2 separate regions of the Homo sapiens genome follow, and region 1 is linked to region 2. Evidence: chromatin loops called from intact Hi-C (ENCODE). Cell type or tissue: Calu3. All regions are shown on one strand. Each heading gives the region's core, and the rest is flanking DNA. Links, peaks and the distances in the headings are about the cores only.

The links. Hi-C counts contacts between places; a loop is a spot of excess contacts. Peaks named below come from ENCODE experiments on the same cell type or tissue, not always from the same donor. Only the 100,000 strongest peaks of a DNase experiment are listed, where the experiment ranks them.
Region 1: it touches region 2 in a loop (8-fold over the local background); 25 of 110 quality-filtered maps call a loop at or near these places.

Annotation. Positions count from the first base shown.
Region 1 is chr2:178,756,158-178,767,209 of GRCh38, forward strand. TTN (titin) reads right to left here. Exons shown (of 363, transcript NM_001267550.2): 41 at 10,224-10,455; 42 at 8,370-8,654; 43 at 8,020-8,145; 44 at 2,827-3,015; 45 at 1,385-1,759; 46 at 65-640. Among named protein-coding and RNA genes, the nearest start is that of TTN, 46 kb to the right of the region's middle. In Calu3, for the core only: a CTCF peak has its summit at 5,779 (motif pointing right); a DNase peak (open chromatin) is centred at 5,844.
Region 2 is chr2:178,909,627-178,920,678 of GRCh38, forward strand. CCDC141 (coiled-coil domain containing 141) reads right to left here. Exons shown (of 24, transcript NM_173648.4): 7 at 9,087-9,281. It overlaps LOC105373766 (a long non-coding RNA gene), which reads left to right. Exons shown (of 4, transcript XR_001739140.2): 3 at 6,010-6,083. Among named protein-coding and RNA genes, the nearest start is that of TTN, 110 kb to the left of the region's middle. In Calu3, for the core only: a CTCF peak has its summit at 4,849 (motif pointing left); a DNase peak (open chromatin) is centred at 4,825.

The sequences.
Region 1 (11,052 bases), core at 2,102-10,101, 150 kb before region 2:
GCAGAAAAGCTGCATAAAGCGATGAGGATGAAATGAAGCAAGTCATAGCTAAAAATCAATTAACCACCTTCTACACTTAGTACTGCTGACGTTGTCCTCTCTCCACAGTCATTGTGTACAATGCAGCTGTATAGTCCTTGGTCTACCAGCTGAACATTACATATGGTAAGAAACTGAATATTTCCATTTTGTGATTGTTTCAGTCTCTCGGATTCCTCTATCTTTGCACCTTCGTGAGTCCAGGTTACATCAATGAAAGAATCATCTTTTAAAACACAGAGGAATTGAGCCGTGTCACCGCACTTTACAGTGACGTCCTGAAGATGCAGGAAAATCTTGGGCGCCTCACCCGTGGACTCTTTAGCACATTCCTTAGATAGCTCAGTGCTTTCTGCAATTTGTGAAAGGGATGCAGTATGGCACAACTGTGTATCTTGAACAGATGCAGCTGTGTGGATGGAACTTTGAGATACACTTTCAAAAACCTGCACTTCATATTCATATGATGATCCTTGAAATGACTTAATTTCCTTTTGAGATATTTTGCTCTCCTCCTTTGTGAAAGAGGAATCTGCCACTGCCTGGGACTTGGTGGACTCTCTTACATCTTTCCCAGAACTTTGCCTATCTAGGGCTTGCACTGTATAATCAAGTGACAAGAAAAAGAAAAGAATATTAAGATCTAAGCTTTGTCACTTGCCCATGTTAGTAACACAAAATGGCATGGAAGATGAAGATGAAAGACGTAGTTGTCACTTGAAAGCAGCATGCCAGATGCAATATGATCTAGATGTCAGGATCACACAAAAGAAAATTCATTCCTGGTGATTCAGTGCTGAGTGGTTGATGAAGACTCATGCAGATGCCATGCAGTATCTGGTTCCTTCTTTCTGTTGTCATTTCAGCTATCCAAAGTGACCCAGTCTGTCTTTCTCTCTCTCCCTCTAGCTGACTGTATTTGGGTTAGCATTTGCTCTCCGTCCACTGTATGCTTTAAGTACAGTAAGTAATACTGTACTTACTTTAAGTACAGTAAGTAATACTGTACTTACTTTAAGTACAGTAAGTAATAATCAGCAAATAGATCATTTAATGATGCAATGATACAATATTGCTTAGAAGAGTAAAGAAGCCAAGCAAAGGTGGTGCCTAATAAAATAATTATTGGTTCTCTAGTGCATAGAACACATACTTCAGTGAAATTTAAAGTATGTAGGTTAACCCATAATTGAGGACCTAGCGGGAGTTATTGCATGTTATTTTATTAGTAAGTTATGGACTGACCACAGTATGCAATAAAACAAACAGCAGAGACTCTCATTAGTAACAGTGGGACTGAGAGGTATACAGCAAATCAAAGTCCTTGAAGCAAGATGGGCTTTACCTTTTGGAGTCACTGTGAGTGTAGCTGCACAAGTGGCTTCCCCAGCACTATTGGCTGCTTTGCAAGAGTACTGCCCAGCATGCTCTGAGTAAGCATCAACTATAAGCATTAAAGCCATGCCTGTGGACTCCTCAAAATGGAAAACTACATCTTTTGTTGGTAGAATTAGCTGCTGGTTATGAAACCATTGGATTTCTGGCTTGGGAATGCCAGAAACCCTCGCATGAAATCTGACTGTCTCCCCGTTGTGCACCCTGAGGCTTGACAGAGGCTGGATGAAGCTGGGCTTTTGGCCAAGGGGCTCCTTCTTAAATGAAACTGATAAAGAGACATGCCATTGGGAGTTTGATGTATTTTCTTCAAATTTGCTAAATCCTGAAAAGAAGCATACCAATTTTTAATGTCTTACCTTGCACTGAAACCAGAACTCATTTGGAGTTGTCTACAGATTTGTCACAAATTTCAATAATGGACTAGAATTCAGTCCACTCCTACTGCCTTGTCCTTGTATGTCACTATTGACTCGAAGTCACACAAGTTCACTTCCATTTCCCAGAGAAGCAAGCTGAGACATGAATGGGCTAAGGAACTTCACTACATTGTTCATGAAGGCAATAGTGGAGTACCCAACAGGGTTTTGGATATTCTTTTCTTTCTTCCTCTTGTTGTAAAGTCAACTTTTTAATTTTAAACCACTTTAAATTCATTATTTAAAAAAACATCTAGTTACAGTTAATGCATAAGGTTAAGAAAAAAATAGTTTCTCTAAATCCTTATGTATTTGTATGTACTTAATACTACATAGACTATATTTGCTCAGGAAAAATAGTACCACTATATAAAAATGCTATCCTTGTTTGAATCAAATTCCCCATGTTACTGAGGAAGTGTTTCTGATTACAATTTAAGAGCCCCAACTAACAGAAATGTTAAACCACTTTAGGACTGGACTTCTTAACACTAAGACATTCTTGAGAGGAGGATGAATATAGCTCGCTGGTGTACAGACCTGAAACGGTCTAGCTTTTGTGAAATCAAAATTGTGTCAGCATGATAGGAGGATGATAACACTCTTAGATGTTTTTAAAATTTAATTTTTATCTTAGCCAATTGAGAAAACAAATCTACCTATTTATGCAGCATATTTCGCCCCCTTCTGATTCATGCTGATTAGGAAGCATGACAGCTGGTGACAGCAGCAATACATTACAAATTGTTACAGAGAAAAAGCGGGGCCAAATGAAACGTGATGGTCTATGATTCACAATGAAAAGTGGTAAAGGAGAGGCGAGACCATGGCATATAACAGGGAAATAATTAGTTGAATTAGAAGAGAATGGTAGGAACAACAATGATTTACATGAACTCTTGAGTAATTGTTACAGACATTGTTAAGATTCGATCTATATTTAAATGGGGTTCTGAAAGTTGTTTTACTTTACCTTCCAGACTCAGGTTGGCTGTGCTTGATACTTGGCCTACAGCATTACTAGCAACAAACGTGTAAGTTCCTTCATCTTCTGGATAAGCTTCGGCAATTTCCAGTTGATAAGTGTCTTCAAATTGAGTCATTCTAAAGAACCGAGATGGCTTGATTTTCTTGTCTTTGCTGTACCACGACACTTTTAGATCTGCGACACAAAAGAAAAGAGATACTTCAACCACAAAAATGAGTGGATTTTTACAATTTACCTGCAAACACAATGTTAATAATACTAGTGCCTACATTTCATATTTGACTTAATAACATGATACTTTTCTCTGGGCATGCCATATCTACTATTGTTAAATGATTTCCTTTCATCTTCAAGAAGGAAATGTAATGATAGAAAAATATAGCTTGTCCTAAGGTTGAACTGGTTGTAATGTTTAAAATGATAGAACTTCAGTTACATTCTCTTTAGACATTTGCATGTCATGCAGTGGAAGCAGAGACAAGATTTTGACATATTCAGTGACTTTGAGAAAAAGACAGTCCTAAGAAGAGTCATCAGGAAAGGTTTGATCTGGGCTTGTAGTTGCCTTCTGGGACAGGAAATGAGAAAAATCTCCACTTTTGGTTTGCAGAAAAATCAATCAAAAAGAGAGCTGAGAAGATCAAGATATGAAAAGTCTAAAATAGATACCTTTGAAGGCTGTAGAAAAAAAATCTCTATCTTTGTTACTAATGAGCAAAAGGTTTCAGTACGCAGTATATATGGCACAAATAATTGTAGAGAAAATAATTTTTTAAATAAAGAGGGTGATTTATTATGGTATTTGAGCATCTTAGATACATTTGACTCTTTTCAGAGTGGCAGTTATAAGACATTATAATAAAGCTAGCTATTTCTATATAAGGATTTGAACCATCTTAAAATAATAGAAAGTAAAAACCCAAATTACAGTAAAGTAGCAGGTTATTGTGTTGTAATAATTGTAGGTGATATGCACTTTAATTTTAGTTAACTGTTTGAATAGCCAAAATCAAAGCCATCTTGTTTTTGGAGCACAGTCACTATACCACTTCTTGGTCTCAAAACCATCCAAGATGATCTTCTAATAGTCCAATCATCTAGCATTTGTCTGCATTTTAATGCCAATACTTGTCTATAAAAGTTACTCTCCTGCCCATGATGGTAGATGTGTATAAATGGCAGGTTCTCCTCTTAGAGTAACAAATCTGTTCAGTTCCTTAGATAGTAAGGTAAAGTAGAAGATGAAATCCTGGCCAGGCGCGGTGCTTCACACCTGTAATCCCAGCACTTTGGGAGGCTGAGGCGGGCAGATCACGAGGTCAGGAGTTCGAGAACAGCCTGACGAACGTGGTGAAACCTAGTCTCTCCTGAAAATACAAAAATTAGCCAGGTGTGGTGGCACACACCTATAATCCCAGCTATTCAGGAGGCTCAGGCAGGAGAATAGCTTGAACCCGGGAGGGGGAGGTTGCAGTGAGCCGAGATCTCCAGCCTGGTGACAGAGCAAGACTCCATCAAAATATATACATATAAAGAAAATGAAATCTTGACACTACAACTTGTCAGCTGTGTGGCCTTGGAAATGTCATTTAAGCTTTCTGGATTAGTCTTTTCATTTGTAAAATGGCATGCGTAATAATTTATGGGCTATTCGTTGCATATAATTGCTGTGAGAATTAAATGATATAACACACATGGAAGGGCTTTATAAGCCACTGGCACAAGTCAGTCATTATAGCAAGAATATCTAACATCACAGATGGAAGCAACGTTGTCTTCAATAACACGCCAAAAGACAGTGCCATGTGATATAACATGAAACACCACCCCTATTTAGTTTGTGTGAAGGGGTGTGTGTGTGTGTGTGTGTGTGTGTGTGTGTGTGTGAGATCATCAATGGTACATCCTCTTACAAGGTTCTCTGCTTATTTCTACTGACAGCTTCTTCCTTTGGTGAACTGAATGAGGCACCAGGATACACATGAACTGCCACTGGACATGAACTGCACACAATAAGTGAGTTAACAGGTAAAACTTTTCTTGGTAGTGGACTTGGTGCTTGTGGCTGTGATGCCATGATCTGCGTTACTCATTAGCCTCTCGTGTCTTCTTTGAGGCCATTCTTCTCCCATATTACTACTTCTGCAATACCCCACTTGTCTCTCCTGACTGCCCTGGCTGAGGGCCTCATCCACGCTCTCCAGGCCTATTGTAATAATCTCTCTCCAGTTCCTGACTGCCAGTCTTGCCTCCCACATCTGTCCATCCCTTCTTTCCCTATCACAGTATCACTTCTAAAAAGTAAACCTGATCATGGTACCCAGGGGCTTAAAAATCCTGCAGTGTCTCCTAAATGTAAACAAGATCAATTCCAAAATCTTCAGCATAGAATACCAAAAACTTTAGCACGGCCTTTGCTGTATTATCCAGCCTTCTTACCCACTCATGATATCACTTTCCAACTGTACTTAAACCACTTGCTTCTAGCACATGAAGCATTATTGCAAGTTTTGATGACTTGGAGATGTTGTTTTCTCATCATAGGATGCCACTGTGTTCAATGATCCTACATATTTTTCAATGCTCAGTTCACACATCTTTCTCTGGCTCTCTCCCAGACAGAGAATGATGAGTACGTGGGCCTGTTAATAGCACTTACAACCTTGGGATATAGTTGTGTGCATGCATCTCCTCACCTACATGTCAAGCTCCTTAAAGGCAAGAGCAAGATCTGCACCCCAGCACCTAGGGTAATATCTCAATAGCAGGGAAACAATAAATGGTAGAATTAAAATTGCACAGATGCTTAAATGAATAACAGACAATATCATTGTTAAACTAATTATTCATCATTTCTGTTTAGCTAGCTGTCACTCTGTAAGCCTCCAAATGACACTGACTCATCATCTGTAGAATAAACAGCAAAAAAATAGCTTTTTTACATTTTAAGATTCTGCTTTTCCAAATTACTCCTCTACCAGTAGGTGGCACTGGAGACCTTCAATAGGTAACATTTTCGCTGTTAGAAACAGCACCTGGTTGCTCAGGGCCACGTTTCATGCTTCAGAAAGTATTACAACCCCCAAGAACATGGGAGCTTCTGAAGACTCCCAATTTCTTTCCAATTTGTGGAAAGCAGGGCTACACTTACTTAAGGCAATACCTGGCCAGAGGAAGTTCTGTAAATATTTTTAGTCCCAGTGGTATGAAACTATGTGAGTTGGCAAGTTTTTGAAGGGTCATTCTATTTAATGAATTTAATTTCTTTCATATAGAAAACAAATTTATAAGAGGATGCTAAAACCACTATATGTGTACAGATATTACCACACATAGGAAGTTAATGATCTTCTCAGTTTACAAAGCCTATTCAAACCTTTTTAAAGACATTGGTTATGCAGAAAAGATAGTGAAATTTTTCTCTTTCTACCCCAATTGGTGTCTTGTAGAGTGCTTCAGGTGTATTTCTACAACACTTTAAAGGCAATACTACCATATGTTAATATGTTATAGACTTAAAAGCACTATACCAATATAGTTAAGACAAATATTACTACTTTGAATGATGTACATATATGTTTATATTAAAAAATTCCTCTAAAAATTAAATAAATGGATAAATTATTTAGTGTAGCTTTAATGAACTTGCTTTTAAAATATATTTTGTATTATTGTGTTAGTAGGATATTATCAAATCAGTCCTCATTTATTAATATTTAGCATTTCTTGAACACTATCCCTCAAATATACAGTCTATGGTATTTGTCCATACTGGCCATACAATACTAAACATTGATGTTTATATAATTCCTCTCTATGGCTATAATAAAATGAATGTATTGAGCCCCAGTTACCTGGCAGCCATGCCTATAGGTGCTTTACATACATTATATCTTTTAATTATGCTCATAAAATCAAATAGGTCTATTAGATTTCTAGATCACCATCTCCATTCCTGAGGAGGAAATAATTGGGTCAGAAGACCAACTGAAGTACTAACCTGTTGAGAAAAATAAATCTTGACAAGGTAGAGATTGGATTATAAACTAATGGGAGAAGCATAATAAACAAAACAATACAACTTTGCAATTACTTTTGCATCAGCCTAATAAGAGGGCTGGGAGATGCCCAAGCTTTGAGAGTTTCCCTTTGGCTGGGAAACTCTCAAATAATTGTGATTATAGACAATCAGTTATGACTTGAAGTGGTTCCACATATATTGTCTCATTCTACCAAGATCAGATTCCTGGGATGAGGAAATTGGCTGGTGGTACTTGAGAAGCATGCCCCAATTAAAAATGGTAGCAGCTAACTCTGATTGATTACTGTATGATGAGCACTGTGCTATGTGCTGACTTGAGTTACCTAACTTAATCTTGATAATAATCTTAAGTGTTTGGTAACAGTCATTTAACCATCATTAATTAGTCCAGTCAACAATTACTTATGGAGTATCTACTATGTATCAGGTGATATTCTGGGGCAACCATCCACTCTTGTTTTCATAGAGCTTACCTTCTAGCAGGTACTATTTTTCAGATGCCAAATTCTAGGCACTAAAACGGAATTCCTAGCCTCATAAAATATATTTTCTAGGATTGAATGCAATCATATACTCAATGTATTCATGACAGAAGGAGAACGAGAGACATGATATATATTGAAGGCAAGATTCAAATTCAGCATCTTTGACAATGAAGCCCCGACTTTTGACCACTATAGGATATTGTCTTCCAAAGGATACCTTTCACACAAGCATTGTCCATAGACTGAATAATGTCTTATATAAATGTATTATTCTTTTGAATTATATGTAGATGCTATTATAATCTAATAATTTTAGTTTTGTCATTGTATTTTATCAATGAAGAAATTAAAGTGCAGCTACAATCATAAAGGGAACATGACCTTTTTTAATATTAGTGAAAAACACTAATTTTTTTATTGTGATAAAGAACACATAACATAACATAAACAACCATTATTAAGGGCACAAAATAGTGAAAAACACTTATCTAATTCTTAATTTAATAATTGAAATAAGTTTTCTGTTAGATTTCCATTAAGCTTCAAATTATGCATGAGAGATGTTTGTGATGGAGGAGAAGCTGACAGAATGTTTTTCCCATGTAATTATTTGTAAGTATTGGCAATGACACCTTTTGTTCTTAAACCTACCTGTTCCAGAAACCCGGCATTGAAAACGGGCTGGCTGCCCTTCAGAAGTGACAGTGTCCTGAAGCGGGGTGATGATGGCAGGTGGATAAACAGGCATTTCCTGATCAGGAGACACAACTTCTGGAACTAAAGAAAGAAACCACAAGATTTGTCATGATTAAGTCACCATAGAGACCTCACAGAAGGGAGCATGTAGGTTTATCTTAATTTATTTCACTGCAGAGTGCTTTCAAAGTTGGGTAGCAATCTACTTTTATGAGCTCCAAATTGTATTTTTAAATGCACTGGGAAAGGACAAAAGCCTGCTTCTTAGGTTTTATTTTCAGCTGGAAGTAGCGAGGCATTCCTACCTTCCACTGAGAGTGAAGCTGATGTTGTGGCAACACCATAGTCATTCTTGGCTTCACAGGTATAGACTGCCGCATCCTCTGGGAAGGCTTCAATTAGCAAAAGCGTGTATTCTTGCCCATCATGAAGAAATTTGCACTTGAAGCCAGTGGAAAGCAGCTGCTCTTCCTTGTACCAGGAAATTTTGGGCTGTGGTCTTCCGGATATCACGGCACAGAAGCGGGCAGGCTTGCCAGACTGCACAGTGACAGGCTGGAGCTCCTGCAGAACTTGGGGCGGTTCAGGAGCTAGGAGTAAATGTTGACAAATAGCCCATGAAAAAGTGTAAAAACACAAGAGAGCATGCAAAACTCTACATTAATTTGTTGCTGGCTAGTTATACATCCAGAGACAAAATTTTGGAATTGTGGTATTTTTACTTGCCTCAGAATATTAGAACATTCTTTGTGCTAAGAATGAAGAAAGCACTTGGAATTTGTCCACATGCAGAGGGAATAGCTTCAGAAAGATATTTTTGATATTTGGGGGGCATGCTGAGAGTGCCGAGTTAACCTGATTATCCCAGTTTCTGTTTGTGGTGGGGGCTTAGCGATGGACACCTGAATGAATTATACAATAACTTCCGTGTGCTACCTATTTTTAAAATTCATTTGGACAAATCATGTGGTGAAGAGGCTCATATCATTCCAGTTTGTTTGTTTTGCAAGTATTTGTGTTTATGTCATAGTCATTTTGTTATGTACCAGTGCCAGTAAAATGCAATCAGTAAGTATTGAATGAATGACTGAATTAACACTATTTCAGATCTAGTTAAATGCCATTAGGTAGACTTAACAAATTCAGCTTTCCTGTTTTGCTAACTAAAGCATATTCTCAGTGCTGTGATGAGTGAGGGGACCTGGTTAGTTCATGGAACCCAGAAATTAGAAGAAATGACTTCTGTGAGGCTGGTTTCTGACACTATCATAGAAAAGATCTTTACTTTTCTGTGCCTCAGTTTCTCCACTACTAATACAGAGATAATAAGAACTGGATGCCATGACCATTTGGTCTTCTAGGAACCTAGGGAATGCTGGCGATATGGTTCATCTTTGTGAATCTTGAGATTACCCCTGGAGTTCCTGCATCTGCCTCAGGGGTATTTTATTCAAAGAGATATGGCCTAGGATGAGAATAGGAAGGGAGGTTCCATTTTTCTCTTGCATCTAGGTTAGACTCAAAACAAGGTCAGCTTGAGATTCAGCCTTAAGATTTCTAATGAGGAGAGCAGAGGTTTAACAGCACTTCCCTGGGGACTGCTCAGAGGCTCCTCAGGAGTGCTTGGTAGCATGTGGAATTCCCTGTCCAAAGTAAGAGCCCCTGTTCTTAGAGCTTGGGGTAGAGAGGATCGAGTTCCACATTGCCTGAGGCTCTCTAGGCCTTCCAGGGTCTCAAAGAGGACTTTTGAGTTCTCCCAGGCACTCCATATCAGAGGCTGGAAACACCCCTTTCACTTGGTAGTGCTGCTAGGACTTGAGCAGTTCAGGCAGAGGGCAGAGAACTAAAATAGTTTAACAGCGAATCTAGAAGCTCATCTGGGGTATATGAAAATGGACACCCAATGGGTGTTCAATAGTTTTGAGCAACCAGATGAGGATCTGGCCATCAGGTGCTTTCTGAAAATAACTTCTCAATAGGTCTTTTAACAGCTGCCCTCCCTTTTCCATAGATATAATGTGAAAAAAAATGTAGCTGGAACCACATGAATACCATAGGTTCTTTAGAAATTTCCTTCAAGTTACAAGAATTTAGTGACTTAAACAGGAGGATTATTTCTGATGGATCCACAAAATATGCTGAAATCTGTCCCTACATACCATTGACATAGAGAGTGACAGAACTCCTGTTCCTTCCTGCCACAAAGGTGTATTCTCCTGCATCGCTCTGTCTGGTCTCAGAGATAAACATTCGGTGGATTCTTCTTTCCACTACATATTTGTGTCGTTCTTGAACTTGGAAATTGATTTCAATGCCATCTTTATACCAGTGGGCATCAACATCGTCTTCATTGACCTCAAATTCAACAACAGCACGCTGTTTCTCAATGACCTGTTGATGGAACAACATAAAAAAACAACAACAACAACAAAAACTTGAAGCTCTGGTTTCCTCCCAGTTAATCAATTTCTAAAACTGGTCAATGAATGGCATGTGAAACCAATATATTATAATGTAATAAGTTGGCTGATTATAGCACTCTCTAATTTTTCCTGCCTAGTATTGGACAAATGGTACATAAACTTCTCTTGTAGAGAATTGTGTTTACAGCTGCATGGAGGAAAGGAGCTGCCCCAAAGAGACAATTATTTCATCCTTAAATGTTTGCTTCTTATTTACTAATAAGGGATATAATGATGCTTTACCTTTGGGGGCTTTTTATTGTCTAAAAAGTTATTACTTAATTTGATTTCATTTTATATGAATAATAACTTTGTGGGCTAGGTAGGAATTATTATCCTCATTTTAAGAGTGAGAACACTGAGGTTCAGAATTGGCAAATAAATGATGGAAGACATCTCCAGGTTATCTGAGTCCTCATTGAAGCCTTTTTCATTATAGTCCACAGTCTGTAAAGCCTGGTTTTCTTTGGATGAGCAATATGATAAAGCTGAACTCAACTGGTATTTCTCTAGACATGTTTCCTCC
Region 2 (11,052 bases), core at 1,692-9,691:
TTCCAGAAATGATCTAAGTATCATTGCTCTCACTTAATCTACCCTCAAAATAGAACTGAGTGCTTTTCTATTTACCATACCCATAAAGAACCTGATATATCGGACCCAGCCTGGAAAGACTCCCTTTGTTGCACACACAGTACAGAACATATTATTTCTGGCAATAAGAACACTGTGACCCCCATGTAAACTCCTTTGGAAGCAGTGTTTTCCCTTTGGTCTTTTTTCCTTCATATATCTCTCTTCAAACCTTATACGTGCAAGTCAAATAAAGCTACTATGACTGGATTGGGAAAAAAGGATATAGGACAAGGATAATATTTTATCCCTCTGGTTCCTAGCTCTTCTTGAACATTTTATATGTACTATTCAGTTTTTAGGCAGATAAGAAGATGAATCAGCTCTTTTCGGTCTTGTTTTGGTAAAGACTAAGGAGTTGCTTGGTGTTTGTTCTTTACAAAACCAATAAAGACCTTTCCTTTTTCACTTGTTTAGTACAGGACCCAAGGCAGCCTGCACCAAATCAAATAGAGATAGTATCAGGACATGGCACATTTCATTCTTTTAAAAATATCTGCAAGACGAATTCAAACAAGAGCCGTGAGTCATCTAGCAGAATTCTATCATGCTGTTTCACAAAGGTGTTTAATAAGTAATGTTGTTTGCTTCTTGACTAATCAACTTGAAGAGAGTCAACATTAAACACGAACAACAACAGAAAGAAAACAGCAGAACCTAGAAAATTTCCTTCCACGAGTCTAGTGGCTGGAGAGAGTTTTGTTGGAATGCTTATAACTATCAAAAACACAAAACTCAGCTAAGTGCTGAGTTGAGTCTAATTAGTGCTTCTAATTAGAGCACCAGATTCCATTACCTGTAGAGATTCAGATTTCCCTTAGGTTCTGTTACAAAGACCAAAAGCTTCAGTTTCCTTTCCTACACATCACCTGAGAGAACTTCTGGTGGTTCCCACTCTGGGGAACTGATTCCTAATTCAGGTCCTCCCCACATCTGCCCAAGCTTTCAAATGCCCTGAAGGCCAGAATATAGGGGTGATGTGATTTTTAAGCTCCCAATATTTGCTGTCCTCTGCTGCAGCTCCAGCTTATTCCTTGCCTGTCAAAGGCAGTTGCTGCTGGACCTCAGAGCTCCCTCCTTGTTCCAGGGTGAATTCATGGTATTAATGAGAGGTATTAAATGCCATTAGCACCTATGGAAGCTTTTGTCTCATAATCTGGAAAGCTGAGAAAACACTGGAATAAAAGAGGTTTGGGATTGAAAGTGGTATGTATCTGAAGCATTTTATCAACAAGGAATGGAGGAAGTTTATGCATTGACCATCTCTTGTTCTGAGGAATACAACTAGACCCATTCAATAGCACTTTAGGCAGCTAGTCACTATTTATAATTTCTGTTTTCTTTTCTCTAAGTTGACCTAAATGACTTTAAGATGATCTTGGGAATATTAATGTAGAAAATGTCCATTTATAATGTGTAAAGCACTTATTTTTACACTTATTCAAAAAACATTGAAATTTATGGACTATGTACTCAGCTACGTGCTGGGAATGTGAAAATGAACAAAAGCATTACATCACATTAGAGATATAAAGACAAAATACTGCCTAGCAATTAGTGAGTGCTTAGCAGTTCTGTGCTGTAGCCACGTATTAACTTACTTAGACAGCACAATGTCCTTGTAAGGTACCAATAGTACTTCTATTTTACAGGTTAAAAAAGCCAATGCACAGGGAAGTTAAGTGACTGCCCAAGGTCATAGAGCTAATAAATGTCCAAGATCAGATTCATACTCAGGCATTCTGGCTCCAAAATCTACTGTTATTTTGGCAAAGTGTAATGCTAGCAAACATTTCTAATTTTCACTTAATACCCTACAATTCCATTTATTTTACACTCCAACTGTATCCCAAAAAGAGTGTGTACAATTTATCACCAACTATAAGAACTTTTATTATTGAATGAGACTCTCTGAAGTAGATGAGGAATATTAGACTGATTTTATAAAAGAGAAAACTCAAGCTCAAAATGTAAATTGATTTGTCACATGGCCAGTCATTTATTCATTCATCCGACAAAAGTTTTTTGAACCTATGTGACACACAAAGAAGATTAGGACACAATCTCTCTCTAAGGCATACAGAGAAATATTATGGAAATGATACAAAACAAGCAATTAGTGCTGCCTGGAGATGTCTCAGAGGAGGCACTATGTGTAGATGACAAGCCCTTTACACAGCAAGACCTGCCTTCTCAGATATGATGCAGAGATGAAGCTTAAAATTTGTGTTCCTTGTATATTAAAGTAATTAAATTATCTTCTTTCAAAATGGTCAAGTCCCAAGTACCTTGGATCAATATAATCTCCTATGAACAATTTCATGTAGTTGGCCTTGAAACTCTACAGTTTATAATATTTCACTGCTCTTAGTCATTCAAATAATTATTGAACACCCACTAACTAGAAGTCACTGTTCTAGGTGTTCTGGTGAACACAAAGTGAAAAGGACATGTTTCTTACCCTCAAGAAATTTTAATTTAGCAAAAGAAATCTACCCAGAAATAAATATCTATAATACTAAGCAGAATGTGCTTACTGCCAACAGAGAGATGCAACAATCTGATACTGCACATAGAAGAGAAACCAATTAATACACTCTTACGTTAGAAATCCATTGACAGCTTAAATGTGAAAGGTATTCATGAGTGAGGACAATAAAATTGAATGTCTTGATTATCAGACTATTAGATATGAACTGAGTTGTGAGCTCTCATGAGACACTTAAGATGTTAAAGATGTTTCTTTTTCTATAATTTTTCTATGATATATCTATTTTAATAATTGTATGCTAATAATGTAGCCATATTTATCAAATACTTGCTGTGGTTTAAACAGCCTGACCTCTGAGCTCTAAAATCAAAGGTTTCTAAACACTACACTCATCACTCTGTCATAGGGAGTACAGGAAGAGGGTAAATTAAGACATCATCTGTTTCTTGTGGTGAGGTTTGCATCATCATGACTTTTTCAATTCTTAAATATCTCTGCATATATAAAGACATGTTCAGCATAAAATAGAAACTCCTTAGCATGCTATTCAAAATGCTTCCTGATCTCCCCACCTGCTTCTACCACCTTTGTCTCTCATCACTTTAGGTGTACACCCTACATTCCTGGCGAATTGAATTATCTTAGGTTCCCCAAACATGGCATGACTTTGTACCATCCAGCCCTTCCTCGGCCCTTCTTGCCCCATCCTTTCAAACTTATCTCAGTGATCACCTCCTCTGGGGAGCCTTCCTTGACTCTTTTTCCCTGAGCCAGGTTAAGGGTCTCTGCTCTGTGTGTTCTAATGCTTTGGGCTTTCTCCATCATAGCTTTCCCACAACCCAGTGCACCTCTGTTCCCTGGCCTCTCATCTAAACTTGACTGAGAAGGTCTGGAAAGCAGGGATTATATCTTTCATTGCTTTCGCTCAAGTACCCATTTGATGCATGGCAAGAATAGGAACACAACATACTAGCTGAATGCAAATATGGAAGAAGAGAGGGAGGGAACATAAGTGGCTTTAGTTATTTCTAAGAGAAAGGGGAGTTGTTCTGAAAAAGAGGAATTTAAGACAGGCTGCTGAGGAATTATGAAACTGAAAGTAATTATATTTTCCTTGATATCTAATAACATTTAGCCTATTACTTGAATTCATTTATATTACCTCAATAAATTCCTTCTGCATAGTATTTTTTTAGGTACTCTACTTGGGCAGGTTTTCTTAAAATTTCAATCTATACAACAACTGGACCATTTTAATTATTTTTTTTTCATCAGCTGGGCCTAAAATGTGTTTATTTTGAAAATGTTAATATCCCATATATATCACGTATATATAAATGAAAAAAGTATACAAATTCCATGCTTAATTATTTTGTTTGCATCTGAAACAATGATGTTGCTATAAGCATTACTATGGATCACTGTAAATATCTTGAAAAAGCAACATCATCTTCTTAAAGGACATTAATGTTTCAATAGCTATGGCAGAAACAACGGAAGCTATGACAATTGTTACATTTCGAACTACTTTTTGTGTGTTTCTTTGGCCACCCCAACTTTTGCTTCATCTTTGCTTTCAGGCTGACCACCCAAAAATCAGACCATGTTCATAAAATGGATTTGGCCTCAGTTTCCTCTGCTTGCTTTCTTCAATGAAATCATGTGCCTGGAAATGGAAGGCATAGGACACGATACATTATGACCAATCAGTCATGTTTTACAGTTTTGGGTTCAATTGCAGCTGTCCTGTAAATACAGGCTCACCTCATTCTGTTTTTGAAACATATTGTATATTTATCTCTGATTCAAACTACATTCCCTTAACAATGATAAATACGTTTGGGGTGATCAATAAATATCAACCATAGCTTAGCTTGTTTTCTGTGAACACACTAGAAGTATAATAAATAAGATAATCTATAATCCCGAAGGATGAATATTTTGGAGGATCGAGATGAGTTATTCTAATAGGTGCTATATTCATATTTCATGCCATGTTCTCATAAGTCTTAGTAACATCTGATAATTAGAGGAACTTTTCTCCAATCAACTATTAGTCAATGTCGACAACTGACACTTACTTGTATATTCTGCTAAGCGATTTGACAAATAGGTTCATTCACCAAACACATTAGGAAACTCTAAAAAGAACAGGAAGTATATCAGATTCTTGAGTTATATGGCTCACTCCACTTGAATCCAGTGGTTGGTTTACAGCAAGCAGCAAGTTCCTAATGCTGTCTCAACATCGCCACCTGCTGCTCACTCCAGGTCCAAACATCCGTATCTCAAGCCACAGGCTGCCAGACACTTCCTCTGGGTGAGAAACATTCCTGAACCTTGGGTAATCATCAAACCCTAGCAGAATTAAAGGTAATCAATTGCACTCCTGGAGCCACTGGACAAAGGCAGTGGGGGAACTGTTGTCAATGTGGGCAATTAAGTGATAATTATATTTTACTGAATTTCACAAATTTTGTAAGTTTTGTTCTCTGCTATTTATTTTCTAGCATTTAGAACAATGCCTGACACATAGCAGTGGCTCAATAAATATATACTAAATAAGTGAATATCTAAAGAGAAGGGTAATTATTCTCATGAATTCACCTTTAAATAATAAAATAAATTATTGTAAAATATTTCTAGTAAATAATAATATCCCTATCTAGAATTGTTAGAGAGGGGAATGAATGAAAATGAAAGGAGGTGGGGTGTGGTGGCTCACACCTATAATCCCAGCACTTTGGGAGGCCAAGGAGGGTGGATCCCTTGAGCCCAGGAGCTCAAGACAAGCCTGAGCAACATGGCAAAATCCCATCTCTACAAAAAATACAAAAAATTAGCCTGGTATGGTGGAGTCCCAGTTGCCTGGGAGGCTGAGGTGAGAGGATTACCTGAGCCCCGGAGGTCAGGGCTACAGTGAGCTGTGATCATGCCACTGCACTTCAGCCTCGGTGACAGTGAGACCCTGTCCCCACCCCCTGAAAAAAAAAGAAAGAAAGAAAATGAAAGGAAAAGGGGGAAGAGGGACTCCTCAATGATTTTAACCAGGAATATGATAAAACCTGGATGAAAAAAGGAATATATATGATATGAGAAAATTACTAAGTCTATTCTGCAGATAAAATTGGATATTTATTCTTTTTATTTTAACTAAATTCAAAAAAGTAAAAAGTATATTTAAAAAATCATATATTTCACTTTTTACCAAGCAGATATTCAAGCTATCCCACTCACTCATTTATATATTGCCCATTACACTAACAAATTTGATACATTAGTATTTGACATAGAAATTGAAAAAGTATATTGACATAGCTTCAACGAATTTGGAACAAGAAGTTGTTTGCTGAAAAATAATTCCACTTTTCAAGAATGAAATTGATTTTCAAGGAAAGTACCTTTTTGTAAAGTGCTGACTTCACCTTTTATTCCTGCAGTGCTAACATCCAATTTGCATGTGCCGGGAGAGAAAATTCTTCATGGATCTCTGGTGCTCCTACACATCTCACTGGTAGGTCAAGAATACAAGACTCTGATCCCTTTATATCTGGGCCACTTCTCAGTGTTGGGTCTGCAACTAGCAACCTTCAGGATTGAGGTGATGTTGCCCTTCAAGACAAAGAGCAGGCATGCTTCCTATTTGCTGTAAAACTACAGATTCCCCAAGCTTAGGGTTCCTCTCCTGAACCCCACCTGCTGCAGTTGCATATATCCATCTGGGTCCATCTGCATCACTCAGGGGGATTTGGGGCTGGGAGAATTGATGTGGCATGCTGACACTCTGGCTGCTGCTTTGCTATAATCAATCACCTCTGAGCCAGAGGTCAGGTGTCTTCTGCAATCATCCATGAAACTGTGATAAGTTAACATGTTAGCTTGAATGTAGGGTAAAATCTCAAACCCCTCACAGTTCTTGAGAGCATGACTTCCTCTAAGAACAGGAATGTTCACAATTAGGAAACCCAGTGCACTCAAGGCACAACGAAGTGAATTTTCAAGAGGAAAATTCAGTGTTTCGGAGATAATTCATTATATAAACTGAACATAGCTTTTCACTAGTGTAAACAGAATTTTATTCTAGAAAAAACATTTTAAGGGATTTTGAAATTATATTAATTTTAAAACTTCAGTTCTTTATTTAAACTAGGGCTATAAGTGTCAGGCTAAAAATTGGGTAAAGTGGTCAAATTTTTATAAAATTTGGAGGTTTTACAATATAAATAAAAAAGAAAAATACCATTTATAAGCCACAAGAAGAGTTTTCTTCTTTGAGTAGATTTACACGACATAATTTCATCATTTATTTTACTTAATAATATAGTATAAATAATATAGTTATTTTACTTAATAACATAGTAAAAAATTCATTTCAACAGTCATGATTAAACATCTACATTCCAAACTCCAGCTTCTATTTTTGCTGAGGTAGAAATATCCATCATCTTTCACACTGAGTTCTTAGATTTGGAGTCAGAAATTATTTCCTTGATGCTTTGAAAAGGGAGAAAGGATTCTAACACTATTCTGAGTGCCACTTGTCTATAGAACCTGCTATAGTATGGATAAATCCCAGTGGAGCTTATTATAATTTGTATAGTTAGCATGCCATGGCTTTCAAATGATAAAATGGGGAATCTAGAAATCGAAAGTCTTTGTGATTATGAAACATAAATTCTCTACTCCAATCTGACCTGAATTACTGTATGAGTTTGAGAAAGTAACCACTCTCTTCTTCTTCTTCTTTTTTTTTTTAAAAAAAAGGCTTTTGCAGGAGATATTTCTTCTCTGTTAAAACCCAGAAAAATATCCCAGCAAAGTACAAAATAATGAGAGCAGAGAAAACAAAAGTAAGAGAATGGGAATGAAAGAGAGAAACTACATTTTGCAAGGCTGTAAACTATAGGGTTTGTACTGGAAGCATTGCTTTATAGCAATATGTTTGATAATGGTTTTCCTTAGAAACAATATTAACTGACTTGTAGATGACTCACTCATTTTGAAGAATGAATATGCAGTTTAAATTTAAAAGTCTCTTATTCAAAAACAGAATTACTGAGGAGAAACTTAACTAGCACCTAACATCTAATTAGTTCAATAGCTCCAGTAATATGGTATATCTGTTTCCTCTCTTAAAGAAATCCCAAATGACAAATAATCTGACAATAAATCTTTCTTTAACATTTTACCACAATTTAGCAACTCTGTTTTGAAATTTTACTATTTATTTTTTCAAAAAGTTTCTTATTAGTAAAGAAGTTCAAAATTAAGTCACTATTTTGATATACACCAGGACATTGTATTCAGGGTGTTGATGTTGTGATTTTTAGATCACAATGTACCTAGGTTCCAGGGTTTCCTCATTCATTTCCTGCCACATTGTCCGTTTTGAAAACATCAGTGAAATTTAAGGTATGAAACAATTCTAAAAACACCGTTTGAAGGTGTATATTACATTGGAAAAGGTAGAAAAAATTTTCAAATAAGATCACCAGCCTCTTACACTGAGCCGTACTCAAGTGATGTGAACAGGTGAACATTGCCACTTAGCAGGAACCACCTGCTGCAATCAATGTCCAATGAATCAGAGAGGAGAAGCAGAGCACTCCTCCAACTCAAGACCTGGAGATGGTCCACAGCCAGATTTCACTCTGGCTGACTTAAAAAGGCAAGACCAAGGTGGAACAATCAGGCTAAGGCACTGTTTCTAGCCTTACGGCTTGTGTGCAAAAAGGCTTGCAATATTCATATGTATTTTACCTGGTAAATTAAAGAGGATGAATAAAAGGAGGCCTTCGGTAAAAATTTTAAGGTATTTTTCAGCCTTGATACATTTATGATAATTCTCTTCCTCCATGGGAAACACTATAATGTGGGCACAAGTGTCCCCCCGAAACAGACCAGTGGCAGCTGTAAGATAAAACCCTCATGAGGCTAGGCATGGTGGCTCATGCCTACAATTTCAATATTTTGGGAGGCCAGCGCAGGAGGATCACTTGAGCCCAGGAGTTTGAGGCCAGCCTGCACAACATAGCAAGACCCTGTCTCTACCAAAAAAAAAAAGTAGTCAAGCATGGTGGCATGTGCCTATGATTCCAGCTACGTGGGAGGCTGAGGTGGGACAATCACTTGAGTCCAGGAGGTCGAGGCTGCAGTAAGCTATGATCACGCCACTACACTCCAGCCAGGGTGACAGAGCCAGGCCCTTTCTCAAAACAACAACAAAAACCATCCAATGAACCAAACCAAACCAAACAAAACAAAAAGACAAAAAACCCTCACGAGGTTTGTTTGTTGTTTTTAAAGTCACCTTTTACATGTGAAAACAGTCTTTCAGTTTTGAGAATCAAATAATGGCCATAATAGGAATATATGTTAAAAGCTCTCTTTGCTGCTATCAGTTTTGAAATTTTACATGGCGTTTTGACTTCTGTGATGTGCTCCAGTCAGTTGAAGTAATGGGTCTTTTACTGGTCTGCCTGATTACCGAAAATTATCAACTTGACCTCACACTGACCTTGTTAGCACTGTTAAAAAATTCATTCGCCTTCTTTAACCAGGTATTCCTTTCCACCATGAGTTGACCAAATTCTTCTTGAAGCTGACTGAGTTTCTGGTGAGAGAGCTGGAGGTGTTCTTTCTCCACGTAGTCCTTTGACAGCAGAATTCTCAGTGCCTCACTCTTCAGCTTCTCAACAGCAGAATTCCATTCCTGCAAGAGATTATTCTTATTATTTTATACATCTCCTCTGTTATGGACCGAATGCTTGTGTCCCCCCGAAATTCCTCTGCTGAAATCTAACCCCCAAGGTGATGATATTAGGAAGTAGGGCTTTGGGAGATGATTAGTGACCTTATGAAAGAGGCCTGAGAGGGCTGCCTTGCCCCTTCCACCATGTGAGGATACAGTAAGTTGGCAGTCTGCAACCCAGAAGAGGGTTTTCACCACAACTCTACCGTGCTGGCACCCTGATCTCAAACTTCTCACACCCAGGACAATGAGACATAAATATCTATTGTATACAAGCCATTCAGTCTATGTTACTTTGTTATAGAAACTCAAACTGACAAAGACACCTCTTTTTATAATTTCTGATAAGATTCAGAGAATATTTAGATATGCTGAGTATATCAAAAATCTGCCATTCGATTTTCAAATCATGAAATTGTAGTAAATATTGTAGTGGTAAATGCTTCACTACAGGTTTGAGTACCATGTAGATGTAGTGGGAAAAGACACAGAAAGAGGCTAAAAAGGGAGAGTAGAAAGAGGCAGGAAGTTGGGATGAGTGACTGGCAGAGCTACCAGCTGACCTGAATACAGGTCACTTCCATTTCTGTGAACTCCACCTAAAAATATACCCCCTATACAATGAACAACAGTTTTAAATCTTGAACTCATTTTGTCCGATGTGTATTCATTTAAGTATAAAAACATATCTTTCCCACAATTCAGTCTCACTGTCAATGCAGGTAAATGTGTACAAGAAATGAAGAGAAATCACATGTCTTATGACTGTTGTTTTTGTGTCTGCCTACAATTACAGCTATTAGGTTGGTACAAAGGTAATTGTGGTTTTTGCCATTAAAAGTAATTACCTTTGCACCAACCTAATAAAATGAAGTTCTGTTACTCCTCATAAAATGAATAGCTGTTATTGTTCGGTATTTTCTCCTTCATGATATCGGTTTCACCTCTCAAGGCTTCACTCTTAATGGTATATAGACCTTTCAGAAAATGAAAAGAGGTAGCTTTTTACTTTTTGTTGCATGAGAATGGAAAAACATTAAACAGAATTAAAATATGAGTTGGAGTAAACCAAACATATTTACATTCAATTTATTTGAAGGGAAATTCAAGTTTCTTGCAAAAGTCCTGAAGTCAGACCCACTGTCATAAAAGAATGATTATCTCTAACATGACTGTCTTGTTAGTGAATCTTCTGGTATCCATATAAGCTGCGGTTGAGTGATAGGCATAGGCTACTTGTGAAGCGTGGAAAATTTAGCACAAGATTTCAGAAGTCTCAGTCTGACTCCATCCTGCCTTGTTCTACCAGTACAAAGTATCCTATTATTAAGTTACATTTGTTATATTACATTGTGTAAAATCAGCACAATTTTAGTGCAATTTGCCATTATTGTTTCCATTCATTCATTTTACAAAGTAACTACTATGGTACTACTATGTCCCCAGCACTATGCTAAGACAGATGCCTTGGGGAATATAAAGAAAGAATAAAATGGCTTGTGTGGTGGCTCACGTTTGTAATCCCAGCACTTTGGGAGGCCAAGGCAAGCAGATGGCATGAGCCCAGGAGTTTGAGACCAGCCTGGGCAACATGGCAAAACCCTGTCTCTACAAAAAATGCAAAAAATTAGCTGGGCATAGTGGCGCATGCTTGTAGTTCCAGCTACTCGGTGGGGCTGAGGTAGGAGGATCGCTTGAGACCAGGAAGTTGAGGCTGCAGTGAATTGTGATC